Linked DNA regions of Homo sapiens: regions 2 and 3 are each linked to region 1. Evidence: chromatin loops called from intact Hi-C (ENCODE). Cell type or tissue: mammary epithelial cell. All regions are shown on one strand. Links, peaks and the distances in the headings refer to the core of each region. The heading gives the core; the rest is flanking DNA.

Region 1 (7,907 bases), core at 1,327-6,326:
CTATTCCAAAAGATTGAAAAGGAGGGAATCCTCCCTAAATCGTTCTGTGAAACCAGTATCACCCTAACACCAAAACCAAGAGTGACATAACAAAAAAGAGAACTACAGACCAATATCCCTAATGAACAGAGATTCAAAAACCCTCAACCAAATGCTAGTTAACTGAATCCAACAGCATATCAAAAAGATAATCCACCATGATCAAGTGGGTTTCATATGAGGGATATTGGGATGGTTTAATATACAAAAGTCAATAAATGTGATACATCACATAAACAAAATTAAAAATAAAAATCAAATTATCATTTCAATGGATACAAAAAAAGCATTTGACAAAATCCGGCATCCCTTTATGAATAAATCCCTCAGCAAAATTGGCATAGAAAGGACATACCTCAAGATAATAAAATCCATCTATGACAAACACACAGCCAATATTATACTGAACAGTGAAAAGTTGGAAGCATTCCCCTTGAGAAACGGAACAAGACAAGGATGCCCACTTTCTCAACTTTTATTCAATGTAGTAATGAAAGTCCTAGCCAGAGCAATCAGACAAGAGAAGGAAATAAAGGGCATCCAAATTAGTGAAGACGAAGTCAAACTGTTGCTGTGTTGTTGTTCACTGATAAAATGATTGTATACCTAGAAAACCCTAAACACTCCTCCTAAAAGCTCCTAGAACTGACAAATGAATTCAGAAAAGTTTCAAGATACAAAATTAATACACACAAATCAGTAGCACTGTTATATACCAAAACAAATAAAAAAACTCAACTCCTTTTACAATAGCTGCAAAAAATAAAAATAAAAATGCAGAAATATATCTAACCAAGAAGGTGACAAACCTCTACAAGGAAAACTACAAAACATTGTTGAAAGAAATCACAGATGACACAAACAAATAGAAACACATCCCATGCTCATGGATGGGTAGAATCAATATTGTGAAAATGATCATACTGCCAAAAGCAATCTACAAATTCAATGCAATTCCCATCAAAATACAACCATCATTCTTCACAGAGCTAGAAAAACAATCCTAAAATTAATGTGGAATGAAAAAAGAGCCCACATAGTCAAAGCAAGACTAAGCAAAAAGAACAAATCTGGAGGCATCACACTACCTGACTTCCAAGAGTACTATAAGGCCATAGTCAGCAAAAAGCATGGTACCGGTATAAAAATAGGCACATAGACCAATGGAACAGAACAGAAAACCCTGAAATAAAGCCAAATACAACAACTGATCTTTGACAAAGCAAACAAAAACATACAGCGGGGAAAGGACACACTAGTCAACAAATGGTGCTGGGATAATTGGCAGCCACATGTAGAATGAAACTGGATCCTCATCTCTCACCGTATACAAATATCAACTCAACATGGATTAAATACCTAAATCTAAGATGTGAAACCATAAAAATTTGAGAAGCTAATATCGGAAAACCCTTCTAAACATTGTCATGGGCAAAGACTTCATCACCAAAAACCCAAAAGCAAATGCAACAAAAACAAGGATGAATAAATGGCACTTAAACTAAAAAGCTTCTACACAGCAAAGTAAATAATCAGCAGAGTAAACAAACAACCCACGAAGTGGGAGAAAATATTTGCAAACTATACTTCTGATAAAGGACTAATACCTCATCAAAAAGTGGGCTAAGGACATGAACAGGCAATTCTCAAAACAGGATGTACAATTGGCTAACAAACATATACAAAATCCTCAACATCTCGGCTGCACGTGGTGGCTCAGGCCTGTAAACCCAGCACTTTGGGAGGCCGAGGCGGGCAGATCACGAGGTCAGGAGATCGAGACCATCCTGGCTAACACGGTGAAACCCCGTCTCTACTAAAAACACAAAAAATTAGCCGGGCGTGGTGGCGGGCGCCTGTAGTCCCAGCTACTCGGGAGGCTGAGGCAGGAGAATGGCGGGAACCCCGGGAGGCGGAGCTTGCAGTGAGCCGAGATCGCGCCACTGCACTCCAGCCTGGGCGACAGAGTGAGACTCTGTCTCAAAAAAAAAAAAAGCTCAACGTCTCTAATTATCAGGGAAATACAAATCAAAACCACAATGAGATACCACCTTACTTCTGCAAGAATGGCCTTAATCAAAAAATAAAAAAGTAATAAATGTTGGTATGGATATGGTGAAAGGGGAACACTTCTACGCTGCTGCTGGGAATGTAAACTAGTACAGCCACTATGGAAAACAGTATGGAGATTCCTTCAAGCACTAAAAGTAGATCTACCATTTCTTCCAGCAATCCCACTATTGGGTATGTACCCAGAGGAAAGAAGCCATTATACAAAAAAAGGTACTTGTACACACATGTTTATAGCAGCAGAATTCACATTGCAAAAATATGGAACCAGCCCAAATGCCCATCAGTCAACAACTGGATAAAGAAAATATGGTGTGTATATATCATGGAATACTACTCAGCCATAAAAAGAAACAAAATAATGGCATTCGCAACAACCTGGACGGAATTGGAGACCATTATTCTGGGTGAAGTAACTCAGGAATGGGAAAGGAAACATCGTATGTTCTCACTCATAAGTGGGAGCTAAGCTATCAGGACACAAAGGCATACTAGTGATACAATGGACTTTGAGGACTTGAGGGAAACGGTGGGAGAGGGGTGAGGGATTAAGGAGTACACACCGGGTACAGTGTACACTGCTCAGGTGATGAGGGCACCAAAATCTCGGAAATCACCACTAAAGAACTTATCCATGTAACCAAACACCGCTTGTTCCCCCAATACCTATTGAAATAATAATATAATAATAATAATAATAAACAAAAGCAAACAAACAAATAGTACCTCAGTTTCTGCCTCATGGATAGGGATTGTCAGAAGTCATCTATTTTAGAACATATCCTAATTTTAGAACTGTTAAAATATGAAAAACTAAGCATCATAGAACTGAAAGAAAATAGTAGGGTTGCTATGTAGATTTATGTGAGTTAAAACAACCAAACACCTCAGCACAGCGGCTGGCCCAGTGTCATCACACACCAACTATGATCAGTTACTCTTACTCCCAGCTAATCTAGCACAGGCTCATGAGCTCCAGTTGGTTACTTAATTTACAGAAATTCTACTCCACAACTCTTGTATTTTTGACTCCTTAAAATGAAGTTAAGTGCTTTTTATAAAAAAAAAAATGTTAAATGCTTAATAAATCTCTCCAGTCAAGGATTTCTGTTTTCTTGATTAAACCAATGGTTCTTTGAAAAAGAAGTCTAGGGAGCATCAGCAGCAGTGTTCTAACAAGCCCCACTGAAGGTGTCCGTAGAATTATTATGGCACTCATGAAAGTGTGGATTTTATAAAGACAGAATTGCCCAGCCTTTCCCTAATGTGATCTACAGACCAACCTGTGGAAAAATGAAACAGATTTACTCTACAGTAATGCTTAGCCATTCATAATTTTCTGGAACTGAGGTCTGAGAACATGTTTCTCAGTGGGTCAGTCACTTTGTTTTTCTTTTCTTTTCTTTTTTTTTTTTTTGAGACAGAATCTTGCTCTGTCACCCAGGCTGGAGTGCAGTGGTGTGATCTCCGCTCACTGCAACCTCTACCTCCCAGGTCCAAGCGATTCTCCTGCCTCAGCCTCCTGAATAGCTCGGACTACAGGTGCCCGCCACCACGCCCGGCTAATTTTTCTATTTTTAGTAGAGAGGGAGTTTCACCTTATTGGCCAGGCTGGTCTCAAACTCCTGACCTCATGATCCGCCCACCTCGGCCTCCCAAAGTGCTGGGATTACAGGTGTGAGCCACCGCGCCCGGCCACTTTGTTTTTCACATACTGAGAAGAGACGATGCACTCCCATGAGACATCTTCCACACCCAAGAGCAGAAAGGACAGCCTTCAGGCTGGTGGCTGAGGTTCACTTCTATTTATAACAGCATTTTAAACAACATAAGCTTATGGTTTCATAAAACTAGAAGAATATACCTGAAAATAGATTTCTGAAGTTTGATTTCACTTCATAAATTCACCTTCCATTGACGCTCCAGTGCATTTCAATCCACATCGCTGCAACGATGAAGGAGCGCTGCCATCTGCAGGCGCAGACCGACTAGAGCAACAGCTCAAAACCTAAAATACCCGCGTGTCCAGAATTTAAATGAGAAATATTTTGTTAAAACAGTATCTTAGCAAAGGGAAATAGCTTATAACGGAACAATCTTTTAGAGGCAAAGCTTTCGTCTGTTGCTTTACTCTCTTATTAAATCATTTATCCAAAATATGTGAGACCAATGAGGTATGTTTATTTATGCATAATATGCTGAAGTTTCAAAACACTGATTTCCCACAGGGTAGGAAACCATGTAGAAATAATATGTGTGGCTTTCTGGTTTGTTTTCTAAGAGCAGCACACTGAAATGTAAAAGCAACTGTGTTTGTACAATAAACAGGAGTCTTCTTTCTCTCCTAACATAGCAAAGAAAGGAAAAAGGTGTTATTGCTAAAAGAAAATACACAAAGTAAGAATCCAATACTAACCCTCTACTAAAGTATTTCCTTATTTATAAAAAAGAAATGGTTCCCATGCATTTCTCACAAATGCATGTTTTCAGTGGATCAGCAAGATGTCCAAACAAGAAATACCACCCTGTGGAAAAGCTGTGCCTATGGTATTTCTGACGTACCAATGCCAAAAAGTGGCTTTGGCCTGATTCCTCTTTCCTATGATCTCAGGTTGTATTTCCAGATAAAAGAGATTCAGTTACATTTGGAAGTGAGAAGAAATACCTGGAATTTATCCCCCCCAACTCGCACTGCGGCATTCTTTGGTCTTAGTCCAGGTATTCAATTCCACTTTCCTGCTCTTGGACCCTGTTGATCCGGGAAGAGGGTGGGCCTAGAACAAAAAAAAAAAAAAAAAAGATTTGGTAAAAACTGAGTGGATGGAAGAGCTGAGGCACACATTACCTCTTAGAACAATAGAAATGATTTCTTCAATAATTGTTTTGATAACTGGGCGGCCTGTCCACGCATTCATCTCAGTGAAGTTTTCCCTGATAGCCTGTTTTAAATTGATCATAGTTTTTCTTCATGATGCACATCCTGCCCTTTCCTTCCTCAGTATCACTCACAGAGCTAAAGGATATCCATGTCTCAAATATTAAAAAGCATGAACCAAGAGTTCTAAAATGATAAATTATGTGTCAGTGCAGCAAATGTATCGCTAGGCTCAAAAAACCCTATGAATGAATTAAATTTCTAACAATGCCTACTGTTTATTAGAAGCTTTACACCAAGGCTAATCAGTATTTCTGTAAATATATGATAGACAGGAGGGTTACTAATTACATTTTTCAGAAAGAGAATCAAGGTTGCATGATCAAGTCTATTTGTGGCATTTGACTCCACGTCAGCTTTGAGGGCAGATACAGGGTAAATCTAGGCATGATCGCTGTTCACTGTCAGTGAGTCCCTGGGAGAAAAGACAATCTGGGAGGGAAAACAACCAAGAGATGATTCTGATAGCATGAGTTTCTTAACTGCATTTAGACACTGATGCTTCCAATTCATATTTCTTCCGGAAATCCTATGGTTGTGAAGCAATCTATCACATTATGTTTTCTTTCCAATTTGTATTTTTTAAATTTAACTTTTATTTTAAGGTCAGGAGGACATGCGGAGGTTTGTTTCATAGGCAAACTTGTGTCATGGGAGGTTGTTGTACAGATTATTTCAGCACCCAGGTATTAAGCCTAGTACCCACTAGTTATTTTTCCTGATACTCTCCCTCCGCACCCTCCACCCTCTGATAGGCTCCAGTATCTGTTGTTTGTCTCCTTGGGTCCATGAGTTCTCACCATTGATCTTCCACTTGTAATTGAGAATAGGCAGTATTTAGTTTTCTGTTCTTGCGTTAGTTTGCTGAGGATAATGGCCTCCAGCTCCATCCATGTTTCTGCAAAGGAGATGATCTCATTCTTTTTCATGGCTGCATAGTATTCCATGGTGTATATGTAACACATTTATTTTATCAATTCTAGCATTAATGAACATTTAGGTTGATTCCATGTCTTTGCTATTGTGAATAGTGTTACAATGAACATATGTGTGCATGTGTCTTTATTATAGAATGATGTGTATTACTTTGAGTGTATACCCAATAATGGGATTGTTAGGTCAAATGTTAGTTCTGTTTTTAAGTCTTTGAGGAATCACCTTTATCTTCCACAATGGTTAAACTAATTTATACCCCCATCAACAGTGTATAAGCATTCCTTTTTCTCTGCAATGTCACCAGCTTCTGTTATATTTGACTTTTTAATAATAGCATATTAGTCTGTTCTCTCACTGCTATAAAGAACTACCTAAGACTGGGTAATTTATGAGGAAAAGAGATTTAATTGGCTAATGATTCCACCAGCTGCACAGGAAGCCTGGCTGGGAAGGCCTCAGGAAACTTACAATCATGGTGGAAGGCGAAGGGGAAGCAGACACACCTTCACCTGGTGAAGCTGGAGAGAGAGAGAGTGAAGGGGGAAGTGATACAAACAACCAGATCTCATGAGAACTCACTCACTGTCATGAGAACAGGGAGGAGGAGTCCACCCCCATGATCCAATCACCTCCCACCAGGCCCCTCCCCCAACACTGAGGGTTACAACTTGCCATGAGATTTAGGTGGGGACACAGAGCCAAACCATATCAAACAGCCATTCTGACTGGTGTTAAATGGTATCTCATTGTGGTTTTGATTTGCATGACTCTCACGATTGGTGATTTTGAGCTTATTTTCATATGATTGTTGGCCATATATATGCCTCCTTTTGAAAAGTGTCAGTTCATGTCCTTTGCTCACTTTTTAATGGAGTTGCTGGGGGGTGTTTTTTGTAAATTTGTTTAAGTTCCTTATAAATGCCAGATATTAGGTTTTTATCAGAGGCATATTTTACAAAATTTTTCTTCCATTCTGTAGGATGTCTGCTCACTATGTTCATAGTTTCCTTTGCTGTGCAGAAGCTAACAAGTTTAATTAAATCCCACTTGTCATTTTTGCTTTTGTTGCAATTGCTTTTAGTGTCTTTGTCATGAAATCTTTGCCCATTCCTATGTCCAAAATGGTATTGCCTAGGTTGTCTTCCAGTGTTTTTATACTTTTGGGTTTTATTTTTAAGTCTTTCATCCATCTTGAGTTAATTTTTGCATATGGTATAAGGAAGGGGTCTAGTTTCAATCTTTTGCATATGACTACCCAGTTATCCCAGCATGATTTATTGAATAGGGAATTTTTCCCCCATTGCTTGTTTCTGTCAGCTTTGTTGAAGATCATAGTTGTAGGTGTGCAGCCTTATTTCTGGGTTCTCTATCATATTATTTCAAAATCTTCTTGATTCTCTCTTTTCTGCCCACAGCAGGACATAAGAAATAGAACTCCTTTATGTCATTTTTCATATTTCCTCCTTGAATCAAAATTTGCTCCCCAAGTATTCAAGATTACTTAAGACAGAGAATTTGTACTAATTTATAAAGTACTGTACAAACCATCAGAAGAGAAACATTTTTGAGTATCTATTATGTGCAGCTATTTTATAAGAACTGTCACTCCTACTTGATGAATTAGGACACAGATTACTATGCAGACTCAGTAGCTTGATCATGATCAGTCGCCTGGTATGTGAAAAGCAGGGATCCGAGCCCAAGTTTGGCTATGCCCTTTGCATTCATTGTATTTCACTTACAAGTGGAGAGCCAGAGTTGGGCTGCAGAAACTGTAAACCTATAAGATCCACTGGCTTAACCAACTGCTAGCTTCTGTTCTACCATTACTTAAACCTCACTGGACAATCTACAATCAGACTTGCACTTGGATATAGAAAGATTTTATCTACTCTTAGGGAGAATACACAGTATATACCTATTGCCT
Region 2 (7,907 bases), core at 1,077-6,076, 150 kb before region 1:
GGCCTGGTGGTGTGTGCCCGTAATCCCACTTATTCAGGAAGCTGGGGCAGGAGAATCGCTTGTACCCGAGAGGCGGAGGTTGCAGTGAACCAAGATCTCACCATTGTACTCCAGCCTGGGTGACAGAACGAGACTCTGTTTCAAAAAAAAAAAAAAAAAAAGAAGAAAAAGAAAAAGAAAGTGGAAACAGTGTTTGCCTTTTTATTACTGGCTTATTTCACTTAGCACAACGTCTTTAAGGCTCATCCATGTTGTAGTGGGTCAGAATTTCCTCTTTTTTTTTTTTTTGAGACGGAGTCTCACTCTGGCCTAGGCTGGAGTGCAGTGGCGCGATCTCGGCTCACTGTGTGCTCCGCCTCCTGGGTTCATGCCATTCTTCTGCCTCAGCCTCCTGAGTAGCTGGGATTACAGGCGCCCGCCACCACGCCCGGCTAATTTTTTTTTTTGTATTTTTTTAGTAGAGACAGGCTTTCACTGTGTTAGCCGGGATGGTCTCGATCTCCTGACCTCGTGATCCGCCCGCCTCGGCCTCCCAAAGTGCTGGGATTACAGGCATGAGCCTCCGCGCCCGGCCAGAATTTCCTCCTTTTTAAGACAGGATAATATCCATTGCATGTATACATTACATTCTGTTTATCCATTCATCCATGGATGGACACTTAGGTTGCTTTCTGTTTACCTGTTTTTTAATAATGTTTTATTTACATTTCATTTGTCTCAGTTGACACATGAAAAGCTGTTGGAATATAACATTTTACCACCAATTATATGCCCCTAATTTGGAGTCTCACACCCCAGTGGATAATCTGGGATGATTGAGAATTGAGATTTCTATAATTTATGGATACTTAATAATGTATGCTTTAATTTAAGATTTGAAAAAAGTCAGGAAAACCATGTCACCTTTAGGATAGGTCAACAATAATGGTTTGATTATAATTGTTCTTTCCAGTTAAACAATGACAAAGCAACCCAGGTAAACCATACGTAGATTTCCTAGCAATGGAACTGAACGGAGTAAAAGGAGCTTAGGTTCTCTTCTATAAACTCCCAAGCTAAATGAGCTGGAATAAAAATCTAAACCTCTGTTTCCCCACTTGTCAAAGAAGGAGGTTGGACGAAAGACTCATTTTGTTTCTCTCGCTTGCTCAGTATCTTTGGCCCTTGTCACAGGCCATCTCTTTGCTCAAATATAAATCAAGTTTCGCAGTGTTTCTCACAAGTGCTCAAACTCACCTAACATCCGTCTTCTTGGAGAACAAATATATTGATTTGGCAAAACCAACTTCTAAATCAAAAAGGACTTCTGCAATAGAAATTTGCATTGAGAAAATAAATATATGCCAGCAGGAAATATGGGCAATGATTAGGAAATAAGCCGCTTTAACACACCTCAGTATTAAAGGGTATATTCACCAATTTGAAAGAAAAACATGTTTTCAAGTGCAGTCCCACAGTTCACTACCTCCACTTTCTGTCAGCAGACCTTTCCCAGCTGTAACCACTGTTCAAAGGCCACATACATGTGTTTTGGACACAGGCACTGGGTCATAATTTGCTCTGTAATTCTAGATTTTATTTTCAAAATGGGAATTTTCAAGGGAGCAACTTGCATGCAGTATGCTTTTGGAGAGTTCTAAAGGTTAAATACAGTATCCAGGAATTTTAAAGCCAAGGGACCTCTGAGTTGTCCCAAAGTATCTATTCATCATGAGCCTTTCATTTCACCCCAGGGCTTCAGCTAAATATATTGCATATAAAAAGTAATTTCTTTTTCTAGCTCTGTCCTCCTAGGACCTAGTCAAAAATCTGCATGGTATTTCCAAGGAACACACTTCCTTCTCTTATGCCATCCAGTTTCAGATTTTTATTTGTGTTACTCCTCGCAGTACAGAGACAATAGCTTCAAAATTGGAATCTCACAAAGCGTTTCTTCTAAAATCTCTGCTTCTTTAGTCCACTTTACACCGAGCTGATAAGAGCAGCCCAACCGGCAAGCGTTCCATGTACATCAGCAATATTTCCAGCCCACTTGGTTGACCCGGTTAGATCAAATCTGAAGGAATGTCAAGCTGTCTTGGAAGCAAACAAATAGGTGTAGCTGATCCCACACCCCTGTGAGTTGGACGGCTTCTTTTCTACTTGTAAATCTCTAGCAAATAATTCCTGGGCATTTAGTGACTGGGTTTGTGTTTTCAAATCAATTTATATGGCTAAATGTACTGTTTAAAAGAAAATATTATTATGCAATGTTTTAGTATTGTAGAATGAGAGTTTCATATCTCAAAGGATAGATTTAATCTCAGCAAACCTGACTTTCCTTTGTGCTGCTGCTTCTCTTCTGAATGACTCTTATTTTTTCTTCTTGGTTCTATGTGGCTCTCTCAGTTCCTTAAAATCACTCTTATAAATTGGAAACAATTTAAAATGCATTCTAGGCCCTCATATGCCTATAATCACGCCATTTTCCTGGATGATTTTCATCATTAAAGAGTCCCCTTTGTCACTGTCTTCTGCCTGGTCAGTTGTCATGTACGTTACAATGAAATTGTCGCACTGCTTTAATTGGAAGTCAGTATTCCCTCAACCCACTTACCTTGTGATCCAGCATCTACAATGTAATAGAGTTAAACTCTCAAGAGAACATCATCATGACCAACAAGGCAGAATCCCCGAGTTATTTTTGCCCAAACCAGCATTTCCTAAGTAGAGCCTGAGTTCACCACTGCGTCCACGCATGGATGTGCATAGATACCAACCTGGTTACGGAATGTTTGAATGGAAAACTTCCAAGTTGACTAAATATTTGTCTTTCAGGTATAATAGTGAGGAAACTGGTCTTAACTTGACTCTCCAGATAAAGGATTTTTCTGAAGCCATTCTAGCTCTATTTCTGGTGTCTTTACAAATTACATCCTATTAAAGTAGTCCTGGGATGATTGAGTCCAGATGCTCCTCAATTTACAATACAGTTATGACCCTGATGAACCCATCATACCTTGAAATTATCATAAGTCAAAAATGCATTTAATGCATTTAATACACCTAACCTACCGAATACCATAGCTTGGCCTAGCCTACCTTAAATGTGCTCAGAGCACTCACATTAGCCTTCTGCTGGGCAAAGTCACCTAACGGAAAGCTTATTTTGTAATAAAGTGTTGACTATCTTACGTAATGTTTTGAATACTGTACTGAAAGTGAAAAAGAAGATGGTTGCATGGGTGCTCGAAGCATGGTGACTACCGAGTGTTGATCGCTTTTGCACTGTATAAAGTCAAAAGATCTTAAGTCAAATAATAAAAAGTCTGTACTTAATTGAACTAAAGAAAGTTTCAGTCAGTTAAAGATCTACATCAGGAAGAGAGACGAAGTGAGACTTTTGTAGAAAAAAAAGGGGGGGCATTCAAATAGCTGCAATGCTTACACACATTTTTAAATCATTGTAAAAGAAAACAAGATAATTTCTGTGATTGGCCTGGAGGCTGATAATAAACTGTGTTGGTTTTAAGGCCTGCCTACAGGTGGCAGTGCTGTTATCACATAATTCATCAGCAATGATTTGGCCCGTGCATCATTAGAAATCACTTTGAACATACATTGAGTGGCAGTGCCTTCCGCTAGTCACTGTTATCAGCAAACACTTCCTAAATGCTTACTGAGTGTGTGTGCAGTACTGTCCTTGGCTTGCCATTAGGTGTTTCCACCTGCAGCCATTTCCAAGACAAATCCTCATTGACTGATGATGTACCCAGCAAGAAACAAACATTGTAGCTTCTCTCTCTCTCTTTTTTTTTTTTTTTTTTTTTTTTGAGACAGAGTCTTGCTCTGTTGCTCAGGCTGGAGTGCAGCAGCATGATCTCAGCTCACGGCAATCTCCGCCTCCCAGTTTCAAGTGATTCTCCTGCCTCAGCCTCCCAAGTAGCTGGGATTACAGGCACCCACGACCACGCCCAGCTAATTGTTGTATTTTTGCAGAGATGGGGTTTCACCATGTTAGCCAGGCTGGTCTCAAACTCCTGACTTCAGGTGATCCGCCCAACTTGACCTCCCAAAGTGCTGGGATTACAGGTGTGAGCCACCACACCTGCCCTAGCTTTTGTTTAAATGGCACACTGATACGGTTTGTCTGTGTCCCCACCCAAATCTCACCTTGAATTTCCGCATGTTGTGAGAGGGGCCTGGTAGGAGGTAACTGAATCATGGAGGCAGGTCTTTCCTTTGCTGTTCTCATGATAGTGATTAAGTCTCATGAGATCTGATGGTTTTAAAAAGGGGAGTTTCCCTGCACAAGCTCTCTCTCTCTTTGGCTGCCGCCATCCACATAAGATGTGACTTGCTCCTCCTTGCCTTCTGCCATGATTGTGAGGCTTTCCCAGCCACATGGAACTGTGAGTTCTCCCTGATACCTCTTTCCTTTGTAAATTGCCCAGTCTCTGGTATGTCTCTATCAGCAGTGTGGAAACGGACTAATACACAGACACTACATTTCTACATAGACCCCCAAGTGTCTTCGTTTTGCTGTAAGTATGACAAGCATTTTCTTCCCTTCTGAGTAAAGATTTAATTCCATCTATAAATGAACAAAAATGAGAGAAAGCTCACTAGCAAATATCATTTAAAATAACTTTTTTTTTTTTTTTGAGACGGAGTCTCGCTCTGTCATCCAGGCTGAAGTGCAGTGGCACAAACTTGGCTCACTGCAAGTTCCACCTCCCGGGTTCACACCATTCTCCTGTCTCAGCCTCCCGAGTAACTGGGACTACAGGCACCTGCCACAACACCTGGCTAATTTTTGTATTTTTAGTATTTTAGTAGAGACAGGGTTTCACCATATTAGCCAGAATGGTCTCGATCTCCTGTCCTCGTGATCTGCCTGCCTCGGCCTCCCAGAGTGCTGGGATTACAGGCGTGAGCCACTGCGCCCGGCCTAAAATAACTTTTTTATACAAGGCATTTTCTACAAAATTACAGTCATTGTAAAGAACACAGATTTAACTTTAATATATTGCTTTGTAGGGTGAGCTAAACTGAGAACCAATGAAATTTTAAATGCATAGGGGAAAAAAGAAACAATAGGAAACCAAGAGAGCAAATGCTGTTTCAAATTAAATGAGGGTAGAATTCAAGGAATTCTAATACCACAAATACACCTCTAAATTTGATTCCCATTGGTTTCAGGTACAACTCTTAATTCCTACTTCACCTCTTTTTATGTTGTGGGGGGAAAAATGATCAAGGGAGAAAAGAAATTGGTAATTTCAAAGCTTTTTTTTACAGAATACACCCTTGAAGGTTTATACAAAGTGCCAGAGTCACTCGACCTTTTAAAGATCTTTCTCTAGCAGTGAGTTGAACAATATTACAGCAATAATCTATTACCCTTTAGTTATGGTCTAAAGTTGGTACTTGACTGTAATCCGAGGAGACTTCAGCAGCCCCCACCCACAGCTAAAAGGCCAGCCCATGCACCAGCACTTTCATATACTGGCTGGAATGGCCCCTAAGGGCTAATGGTGCTACCCGAGGCCTACTTTACCCTCAGAATAGCTTCACACTGTCGCAGTGAAATAAAAGATAGCGACGAATCTCTGAGCAAACGGTTTTCCTTGAGAATATATATAAAAACAGAACTGCATTCCAGGGTGTACGCACAGACCACGGTGGTCCCGTATGCCCTAAGAACAAAGGAAGAGGTTGGAGTTTTATTGGGAAGGAGAAATGTGATGTAAATTGTTTTCAAAGTGAGTTCACTGGTGCTAGTGAAGCCTGTCGGGAGCTGGCAAGCCCTGCAGGGCGGGGAGTGATGTCCCCACAGGGCGGGGAGTGAAGCCCCTACAGGGCGGGGAATGATGTCCCCACAGGGCGGGGAGTGATGTCCCCACAGGGCGGGGAATGATGTCCCCACAGGGCGGGGAATGATGTCCCCACAGGGCGGGGAATGATGTCCCCACAGGGCGGGGAATGATGTCCCCACAGGGCGGGGAATGATGTCCCTACAGGCGGGGAATGATGTCCCCACAGGGCGGGGAATGATGTCCCCACAGGGCGGGGAGTGAAGCCCTACAGGGCGGGGAATGATGTCCCCACAGGGCGGGGAGTGATGTCCCCACAGGGCGGGGAATGATGTCCCCACAGGGCGGGGAATGATGTCCCTACAGGTGGGGAATGATGTCCCCACAGGGCGGGGAATGATGTCCCTACAGGGCGGGGAATGATGTCCCTACAGGGCGGGGAATGATGTCCCCACAGGGCGGGGAATGATGTCCCCACAGGGCGGGGAATGATGTCCCCACAGGCGGGGAATGATGTCCCCACAGGGCGGGGAATGATGTCCCCACAGGGCGGGGAGTGATGTCCCCACAGGGCGGGGAGTGAAGCCCCTACAGGGCGGGGAATGATGTCCCCACAGGGCGGGGAGTGATGTCCCCACAGGGCGGGGAATGATGTCCCCACAGGGCGGGGAATGATGTCCCTACAGGTGGGGAATGATGTCCCCACAGGGCGGGGAATGATGTCCCTACAGGCGGGGAATGATGTCCCTACAGGGCGGGGAATGATGTCCCTACAGGGCGGGGAATGATGTCCCCACAGGGCGGGGAATGATGTCCCCACAGGGCGGGGAATGATGTCCCTACAGGGCGGGGAATGATGTCCCCACAGGCGGGGAATGATGTCCCCACAGGGCGGGGAATGATGTCCCTACAGGGCGGGGAATGATGTCCCCACAGGGCGGGGAGTGAAGCCCTACAGGGCGGGGAATGATGTCCCCACAGGGCGGGGAATGATGTCCCTACAGGCGGGGAATGATGTCCCCACAGGGCAGGGAATGATGTCCCTACAGGTGGGGAATGATGTCCCCACAGGGCGGGGAATGATGTCCCCACAGGGCGGGGAATGATGTCCCTACAGGCGGGGAATGATATCCCTACAGGGCGGGGAATGATGTCCCTACAGGGCGGGGAATGATGTCCCTACAGGCGGGGAATGATGTCCCCACAGGGCGGGGAATGATGTCCCCACAGGGTGGGGAATGATGTCCCCACAGGGCGGGGAGTGATGTCCCCACAGGGCGGGGAGTGATGTCCCCACAGGGGGGGGAATGATGTCCCCACAGGGCGGGGAATGATGTCCCTACAGGCGGGGAATGATGTCCCCACAGGGCGGGGAATGATGTCCCCACAGGGCGGGGAATGATGTCCCCACAGGGCGGGGAGTGATGTCCCCACAGGGGGGGGAATGATGTCCCCACAGGGCGGGGAGTGATGTCCCCACAGGGCGGGGAGTGATGTCCCCACAGGGCGGGGAATGATGTCCCCACAGGGCGGGGAATGATGTCCCCACAGGGCGGGGAATGATGTCCCTACAGGCGGGGAATGATGTCCCCACAGGGGGGGGAATGATGTCCCCACAGGGCGGGGAGTGATGTCCCCACAGGGCGGGGAATGATGTCCCCACAGGGCGGGGAATGATGTCCCTACAGGCGGGGAATGATGTCCCCACAGGGGGGGGAATGATGTCCCTACAGGGCGGGGAGTGATGGCGGGCACCGTTTCACCTGGACATTCTTAGAGTCAGGCCAAGTCATCTGGGCAGCCTCCAGGCAAAACTGGTCTGAAGGTTCTAACTGCTCTTCTGGTAGCTGAGCTTTCAAGACAGTTCCTGGAGCGGGCGCTGTGTGTCCTGCTTTTTACCAAAACCCCTTCACTCTGATTCCTTGGCTGTGACAGGAATGACTCCGATTCGCATAATCGCTTCTCAGGTACATAAACTAACAGAGCCTGCGGTCATGTGAAGAGTCAGGCTCACAGCACTCCCTTAACATAAGTGGGCACATATTTTGGTTTTAGATGAGGCCTTGAGACACAAAAAGCAATTTTAGTCTTAGATACGTGGCAACTTTGATG
Region 3 (7,907 bases), core at 1,077-6,076, 340 kb before region 1:
TTAAGAAACAATGTCATACATGATGGCTTAGTGTACTGGTCAATCCAGGGAAACTGATTTAATCCATAATATGACATTTGGGATAATATTGGACTAGACCAACATATATTGGGACCATCATATATATACAATGCTTATTAAAAAGATGTCTATTTAAGGTAAGTTCCTGAAAAATGAAAAATAATAGTATGCTGAGCAAACAATATGCTACAACAGAAGTTCAAAAGAAACCGAACAACCGAAACCAAACTGAACAAACAGGTGTGAAGAATTCGATGGGAAAGAACAGTGAGAAATGGTGCGGTTGGTTTCTGACTTTAAGTCACATTGATTTTTTTCCACAAGCACCATGTAAGTATTGGAATGCCTCTTAAAACTAAGTTGTGCTAACTTGGCTGGGCTGCTTTATAAACTCTTTACAAAATTTGATTCATGTTTTATTTAAGATTACATTTGGGAGGCAAGTCCCTAGGACTTGAGACAAGCTGCAGCATTCACCTGCAAGTGTGGCTTGCAAATCAGCAGACTTTGGAGCCATTGGAAAAGGCTACTTCCAGCTACAAAGTGAAAAGATATAAGCAGCGTGTGCTGTAGACTGAGGTAGTATCTTCGAGTTCTGTCATTGGCACCTATCAGTGGCTGAGATATCCTGGGTTGAAGTCTGCAAGGTCCAGCATAATGTATTATGCATGAAAAGACATCTCCTGTTACTTCATTTTTGTAAAAGATTACCTCAATACTCCTTAAGGGCTGGATGACAGTGTGTGAAGTGGCTGAAACTTACATCAAATGCTTTAATAACAGGTCAGCAAAAAGGCCAATGGGCTTAACTTTTACATTCCAACTGGCACAGCTACAGGAGTGGGCTATTTGCCAAAGACATCGAACCAAGCCTCGGAGAAGTAGAAACAGCTCAACCAGGTTCATTCAGCAGAGAATCGTGGTTAAAATATATTAAGCCTGGATTCCTCAAATTCTGTTGGTAAAGTTAATCGGGATAGGGTAACACTTGGCATCCTTATGCTATGACTGGATCTCTCATGGGAATGAGATCTTAGCTTTAATTTTTAGAATTTAATTAAAGCTTCACAAGTATAAATATAAAAGTACTTGTTATTGTTGTCACCTCTGTTCTTTAGCGATGACAAGTAACATCTTATTTGTGCTAACATGAGGAATCCATATGATATAGATTTAAAATATATCATTGTGTAAGATCTTATTTTTTCACCTTAACGTTGGCACCTATGTAATTTAGCTGAAACACTTTTAGAATTCAAGTGAGCTATGCACACCTCTGGGGAAATCTTGCTGGCCAGTTTTCCAGCGTTCCCATACAGGGATATTCACTCTTTGGCTGAGCCTTTGCTTAATTGTATTATTTTAGATGATGGGTTGCCTTGTGAGTAAATGATGAAAAGATGGAAGCTAAAATATACAGTAGCACACACCAGCCCTGTGGAAAATAAATAGCTGACTTTAAAAGAATGTTGTTCCGAAAGTCAAGGGCAATTTTAAAGAAGCAGTGAGTAGGCCAACTCAGTAACGAGTCACAGTGGTGTACTCATTGCTCCTCAGAGGCTCACATACGTTCTGGGTGTGTGTGTGGGGCCCAGCCTGGAGACTGAGAGACAACATTCTTCACCTAGTGAGGATGGTCTAAAAACAAATACATTTTAAGAAACTAAAACCTAATAATATCTTGGCCAAGTTATGTATTATAAAAACAAAGCTAAGAAAGGTGAGCTAATGAATGAAAATTAGAAATACAAGTTCTGCAATACCCGTGGCATTCATGGGAGTGCTGGGTTAATTTATTTAAAATTGCACCCGCTGGCAGATGCAAAAAAAAAAAAAAAAAAAAAAAAAAACAGAACATTATCTGTACGTTATCCTGTACTTCTTGCCCTCATGGGTAACATTTTTACTCATTTAGAGATCAACCCAGCACTTTTCACTGCTGACCACAAATTGTTTTACAAACTTTCATGTTGATTTTAACTGGATTGCCAGATTTGCCTCACAGCTTGAAGCAAATCACATCCCATAGTATCTGATAAGAGCTTGTAAAATAGTGGTACATGTTTCATTTAAGGGAAAGAATAGTTGCCTCAGAAACCGTCTGGTCTGTTAACTAGGTGACTGGATGGAATTGCGAGAAACACACTATGGACGGACCCTTACACACAGAACCGAACACTGGCCCCAATGTGTTTTGGGAAAATAATCCTTCAGGAATGAGCGTATTAGCTCCAGATATCAAACTTTAATAGTAGAGAAATTGCATGTATTATTAAACACCAACTTTACATTTGAGGTCTATGGGATGCATATTTTTCTTTCAAAAGTTCTACTTTTTTCAGGATGGGGATGAAACTGTATCACCACCCAAATCTAGGATACTTTTACTTCTACAGTAGTGAAAAAAAATTCCATATAGTTTTTTTTTGCAAGTTGTAAAAGCATACATGTTCACATACACCTGCCCCTTCTTCTAAAATTTTTAAAGAAAATGTTTCTGTCTTATTTACAGCTCCCTGAAAAGTAATGTTATTAAAAATAAACGTGTTTATTTGACTGGACACCCGGGTTTAACTACCCATGAGAGACCGCAGTGCTGTGGTTCAGTATCAGATGTGACTACCCACAAGAGGACACAGTGCTGTGACTCAGTGTGGTCAAGGACAATGCCTGCTACGTGCCTTACGGAATTAGAAAAGGGGGCTTTTACTTGTATTTATTGGTCTTTAAAATTTTGTTGTTTATATTCAGTAAAGCAATACTGAAAAAATGTTTTTGCCATAAATTAATATCATTATAACATCAGAAGAGAAAAATCTCCAAGATATTTTAAGGAGAATTAAAAATAGTAATATCAAGTAAATCAGCCAGTATTTATACGTTCACATCACACTATGAGAACGAAAACTCACTGTTTCTTGTGCATATTCAAATAAATAACAATATGAGTGTAAAATCTTTCAATTCTTCAGTCTGTTGAAAAGCCTGTGGAAAAACTAGAATCTATATTCCAGGTACTCCAGAGTATAGTAATGAAAATACTTATATTAAAAACAGGACGGCGGGCGGTGTGCAGTGGCTCACACCTGTAATATCAGCACTTTGGGAGGCCGAGGCGGGCGGATCACGAGGTCAGGATATCAAGACCATCCTGGCTAACATGGTGAAACCCCATCTCAACTAAAAATACAAAAAATTAGCTGGGCGTGGTGGCGGGCACCTTTAGTCCCAGCTACTTGGGAGTCTGAGGCAGGAGATTTGCTTGAACCCAGGAGGTGGAGCTTGCAGTGAGCCGAGATCACACCACTGCACTCCAGCCTGGGCGACAGAGTGAGACTCTGTCAAAAAAAAAATAATAAAATAAAAAACCAGAGAGGATATGACATTTTTTTTTTGAAAAGTGAGCAGTTAGAAGTTACAAATTTGATATGTAATTATATACAAAATGCAATTTATAGATATATTTTCTAGGAGCCAGTTGCACCATCAGTGCATTAGCCCTAAGCCTGTGTTTCAGACTTGTGAATTAGAAGCTTCTGACTCTCAAGAGGAGGCCTCAAGGCTGAGAGTGAAGAGGCTGCCAGTCCACGCATGACAGCCAGGGGTCAGCTCTCAGCTCGAAGGAAAGGATCAGCACAGGAAATATTTTACAGCCACGAAGAACCTTGACCTTTTCCACTCTTCTCTTTTTCCTATTTCCCCTTCTCCAGCCCCCTCCTCTAGCTCATCCCAATAATAGAGTAAAATCAAAGCATCCTGAATATTTACTAAGTGCTACATACCTTGTGAACTATTTCACTTGCAGTATCCCTAATACAGTTTCAATAAACCATGACCAGTAAAGTAATAAGCATTGTTTGAAAGAAAAAAATAGCCTAATACACTTCTTGTCAGACACACAAAAAGCTTTTCTTTTGTACATGTCTATGGTAAATTGCTTTGCATGACAGCACATAATCTAACCAAAGTGGATGTTCTCTGTTTGATCTGATTGTCTGAACAAAAAAAAAGCAGGTATTCTAAATTTCTTTCTTTAATGAAGTATACTCCATGAGAGACAATTTCTTATTAAGGCATATTTGGACTTTTATCAAACCTATTATTGATCTCTTCATCTTTTTCCCCCTGCTAGTCCAGGAAATGGGAGCTACTGAAACCACAGGATCTGCTCACGGCTTCCAAACACTCTCTGCAGACAATATGACCACGTCCATGTCCTCCTCTGGCTCCTGTGAGGCCCTTTTCATGGACCCCAGGCCCTTTCCTGTTTCTCCCAGAGGAGGAAGTCCAAGGCAGGGTCTGCATCTCCCTCGTCTTTGCAAGCCCCACAACAGCTCTCCTGGACAGTGTCTAAACTAAAACTTCTTGGCTGTTTAGTCTGGTTATACGTGTTACAAATTCCCCATTTCCTGTGGGGTTCACAGAGAGCTACAAAATTATAGTAATACTTCAATAGAAATTTCTGACTCCATTTTTCAAATATTATCAAATCTTCTAAGGTTCTAAGACCCTTTGCTGTGAAGATAGGTAGAGAACCACTCTAATACAAAACAGCGTTTGTTTTTCTCTCTCAAAGGGAATTGGGACTGTTTGGAAAGTCATGGAAATTTGCTATATACTTTAAAAATCTAGAATGCCTTCCCAACTGGCACACTCAGGATATGAGGAAGCAATGTCACTGCAAATCACTCCTGAACTACATTTAAACTGAGTTACTTGGTTTAGCTTGAGTTTTCTCTCCAGGCCCACAGCATCCTCAGAACTCTTGTCATCAAGGCTTAGGTAGAAACCTCTCCTCTTCAAATCGTGCCTTCCTTTCAGATCTAGTTAATTCTAGTCAGGATTCTAGGAAGGCCTCCCTCTGAAGACAATGCAAAAATAAAAAGAGCGACAGACCTTCCTTTAGTTGACAGCTTTCCATCATTTTCCGAATCAACTGTGATTCAAACTTTAAAAAAACCCAAGTTAGTGCCTGATGACTCCCTAGACTCTGGGACATCTGGTGCTGCCAAATTGAGATTCCCCTGACAATTTCCGAGGACAAAGATCTTCGAGGAGGGCAGCTCTAGGGAGAGTTTAGTCACCTCTGAAGTTGTGTCTCACAGACGCAGCATCCACTGACCCCTGACTTTCAGTTCATATTTTAGAACTGTTCCCAGGGGATGGAGATAAGGCAGTCATCAATCAGGAAAGTCAAACACATGCAGATGACTGAGAACAGCTCTCCTTGAATCCCAGTCATGGGAGTTGAGGAATGACCATTCCTCTACATAGTTCTATTAAAAAAAGTGAAATAAAATTTGTTCTATTTTGTTAGAGTTGCAGAAATAAGACAACAAACACAACCTCAATTGGGTTAAAAACCACACAGCTCTGGCAGCAATGTTAACATCATTTACATCAAGTTCCTTGGCTAAATGAGCAATTTCCATATGTCTAGTTTACATGAGCTCAATTGTAAGTGTGGTAGAATTGGCATCAAATAAATGGCATGGGTTCAGATCTGGTTTTGATTACCAAGATTTCTAGAGTATGTTTTTGTGTTTAACTCTTTTTTGTAACTTTGCCCGTGAATGTTTGTCTAACTTCTGCCTCATGAGCACTCAGTTTCAATTCCCTACATATGTCTATGCTTTGCAATTTGTATCTTGTAGTCCTTGCCGGAGTCCCACTGCTCCCGAACACATGCCCTGAGGCAGCGTGCCTGCACAACCAGCTTCCATCTGAACGCTTCAGACATGCGCTGCATTCAGGCAAGAGCCCTTTGGATCTTCCCAATTAGAGCAAAATCGCTAGCATTTAACTTCTAATTTTACAAGTAACAGTGATTTGCAATTAGTAACAGACATCAAGATGACTTGTGACCAGCATTATACATGTTATTAATTTGCACTCATCTATAATTAATTTTACAATGGCATTTAGCTCAATGCTTATTATAGGAAAATCTGTCGTTGAGAACCAGGATTATTACCTCTACAAATACATTATTTTCTCTGTAAAAGAACTCTGACTACTTTCACCAGAAGTACATTTTTAAAGTTAGTATTTTGTACTCGTAGAACTAGATTAAATAATATCTCGTTGAGTGAACGATATTTTAAGATTACAAGCTGAATTGCTTATTATGGCTTTCTAAATTCATACCTGTTCTGCAGCAGAATATTTAAAAATTTAAGTATTGAAAATAGTCTAAGCAAAGAAAATTGCTACTTGTTAACTTTGGAAGACTTGAAGACATAAAATTTCACCAAATGACAGATTTATAAAAATTTCTTTTTGGGGGAATGTTCAAGTATTGTGAAACTGTTACTGAAAACAAAACATTAAAGCATTAGCACGTGTTTTAAAAAGCAATAAGACAATCACCTCTGTAAGAAACACACAGCTAATTATTATGTGTTCTAGAGAATGCTGTCACAATCAGTCAACTTACAGAAGCATGATTTTCTTTTTATTGAAGTTGTCCCTTTGCAAAGGGTCCCTTTAGATATTATTTCTGTGAATAAATAATTCACTGTCTTCTTCATACTCAAAGATATGCTTTTGAGATATATGTATATATGACTCTTTAGTATGAGCTTAATTTTTTTCTCCAGCAATGGCTGTAAGAATGCACAGACTACAAGAGACAATAGTGAGAAAGCTGAGAAAGCTGGTGATCCACACCCTTTCCATTGGAAGCCTACAGGGAGCTTTCCCCTAGGGCCCCACGTGGTCAGCCTTAGAGCGACTAACACTTCCTAATTCAAGAAACCAACCCTTGGCCCCTGCACAGCGAGAACCAAGATGAATTGATTAATGCACAGTGAAAACTATAATTCTCACAAAGACAAAATCTTGTCAGCAAGTATGTCTGTCCCCCATAGCCTGGTGTTTAGCAAATGAAATATTTGAAATTCAGTGACCACAACATCTGCTCCTCAGGCCAGTATCTGGATGCTTATTGTCCATGTTCAGGTACATCCATCTCAAAGGATGTAGAGCCACACACCTTCTTTCATCTTACATCATTTATTTTGTTATTTCCTATACAGGGCAGGGACTTTTCTTGGACAGAGAAGCTGAGAAGTATCAGATAAAGATGACCTGCATGTACTGGAAAATAATCTGTGGTTTATATGTAGGCGGATGGAAGCAAACCAGGGTAATATACATTTAGAGGCAGAGGGCTCTCACAATATCCTCTTCAAAAAACATTAGGATGAAAACAGTTGCAGAACATTTCTAGTAAAATATATCATTAAAACTTAGGCTAACTTAACTCTTTCCACCTACACACTTTAGTAATTTACAAATAGCGTTTAAGCATATATTTCATTTAAAATAGAGTCCACATGATTGAAATAGTTATGAAACTCTGAGAGACTCTCAATAGAACTCTTAGCTGCTTATTACTATCTCCTAAGAAAACAATTTAACTACCCTCTTCTCATTAAAAAGTAAATAAAAATAGTCTTCATGATATTGTAAAGATCTAATAATGCTTCCTTTGACTTGTAGGAACAAAAGAAGAATTTGTAGTTCACAGCCACATGAGATAGTCAAGTGTTAAAAGGGAAAAAGAGCTATCGAAGGCAGGAAGCAAAATGCCTTCAGAGATAAAAGGTTATTCGTGGCTGAGTGAAAAAAATGGACAATGAGCAGAAAATAATTTATACTACAAAGTCTTTAGACGTCATTTACTTGGTAAGACATTATAGAAATATTTTTGGCCGTTTTGTTTGCTTTAAAATCCACTTAACTACAAAGTGACTTCACAGTTTAAAAATGACATAACATAATCTATATGGTACTACACTGATAATATCATCTAATCTTTCATTATGCTGTGACCAAGTCTTCTGTTAAAAGTCTAATTTTAACCTGGCACAGTGGCTCACGCC

Evidence for each region. Peaks named below come from ENCODE experiments on the same cell type or tissue, not always from the same donor. Only the 100,000 strongest peaks of a DNase experiment are listed, where the experiment ranks them.
Region 2: a loop joins it to region 1, with 12 times the contacts of the local background. A loop is called at or near these places in 9 of 110 quality-filtered maps.
Region 3: a loop joins it to region 1, with 23 times the contacts of the local background. A loop is called at or near these places in 7 of 110 quality-filtered maps.

The regions. Positions count from the first base shown.
Region 1 is chr4:189,120,266-189,128,172 of GRCh38, forward strand. LOC105377613 (a long non-coding RNA gene) reads right to left here and starts at 5,910. Exons shown (of 4, transcript XR_001741964.1): 1 at 5,845-5,910; 2 at 4,775-4,883; 3 at 3,974-4,117. In mammary epithelial cell, for the core only: a CTCF peak has its summit at 4,092 (motif pointing left); no DNase peak of the experiment used is centred there.
Region 2 is chr4:188,967,788-188,975,694 of GRCh38, forward strand. No RefSeq gene overlaps it. Among named protein-coding and RNA genes, the nearest start is that of LINC02508, 200 kb to the left of the region's middle. In mammary epithelial cell, for the core only: a CTCF peak has its summit at 3,517 (motif pointing right); no DNase peak of the experiment used is centred there.
Region 3 is chr4:188,778,238-188,786,144 of GRCh38, forward strand. It overlaps LINC02508 (long intergenic non-protein coding RNA 2508), which reads left to right. Exons shown (of 3, transcript NR_149102.1): 2 at 5,676-5,774; 3 at 7,059-7,274. All of the region lies in intron 3 of LOC101930028 (a long non-coding RNA gene), which reads right to left. Among named protein-coding and RNA genes, the nearest start is that of LINC02508, 5.5 kb to the left of the region's middle. RefSeq lists an enhancer at 2,625-2,794. In mammary epithelial cell, for the core only: a CTCF peak has its summit at 3,631; no DNase peak of the experiment used is centred there.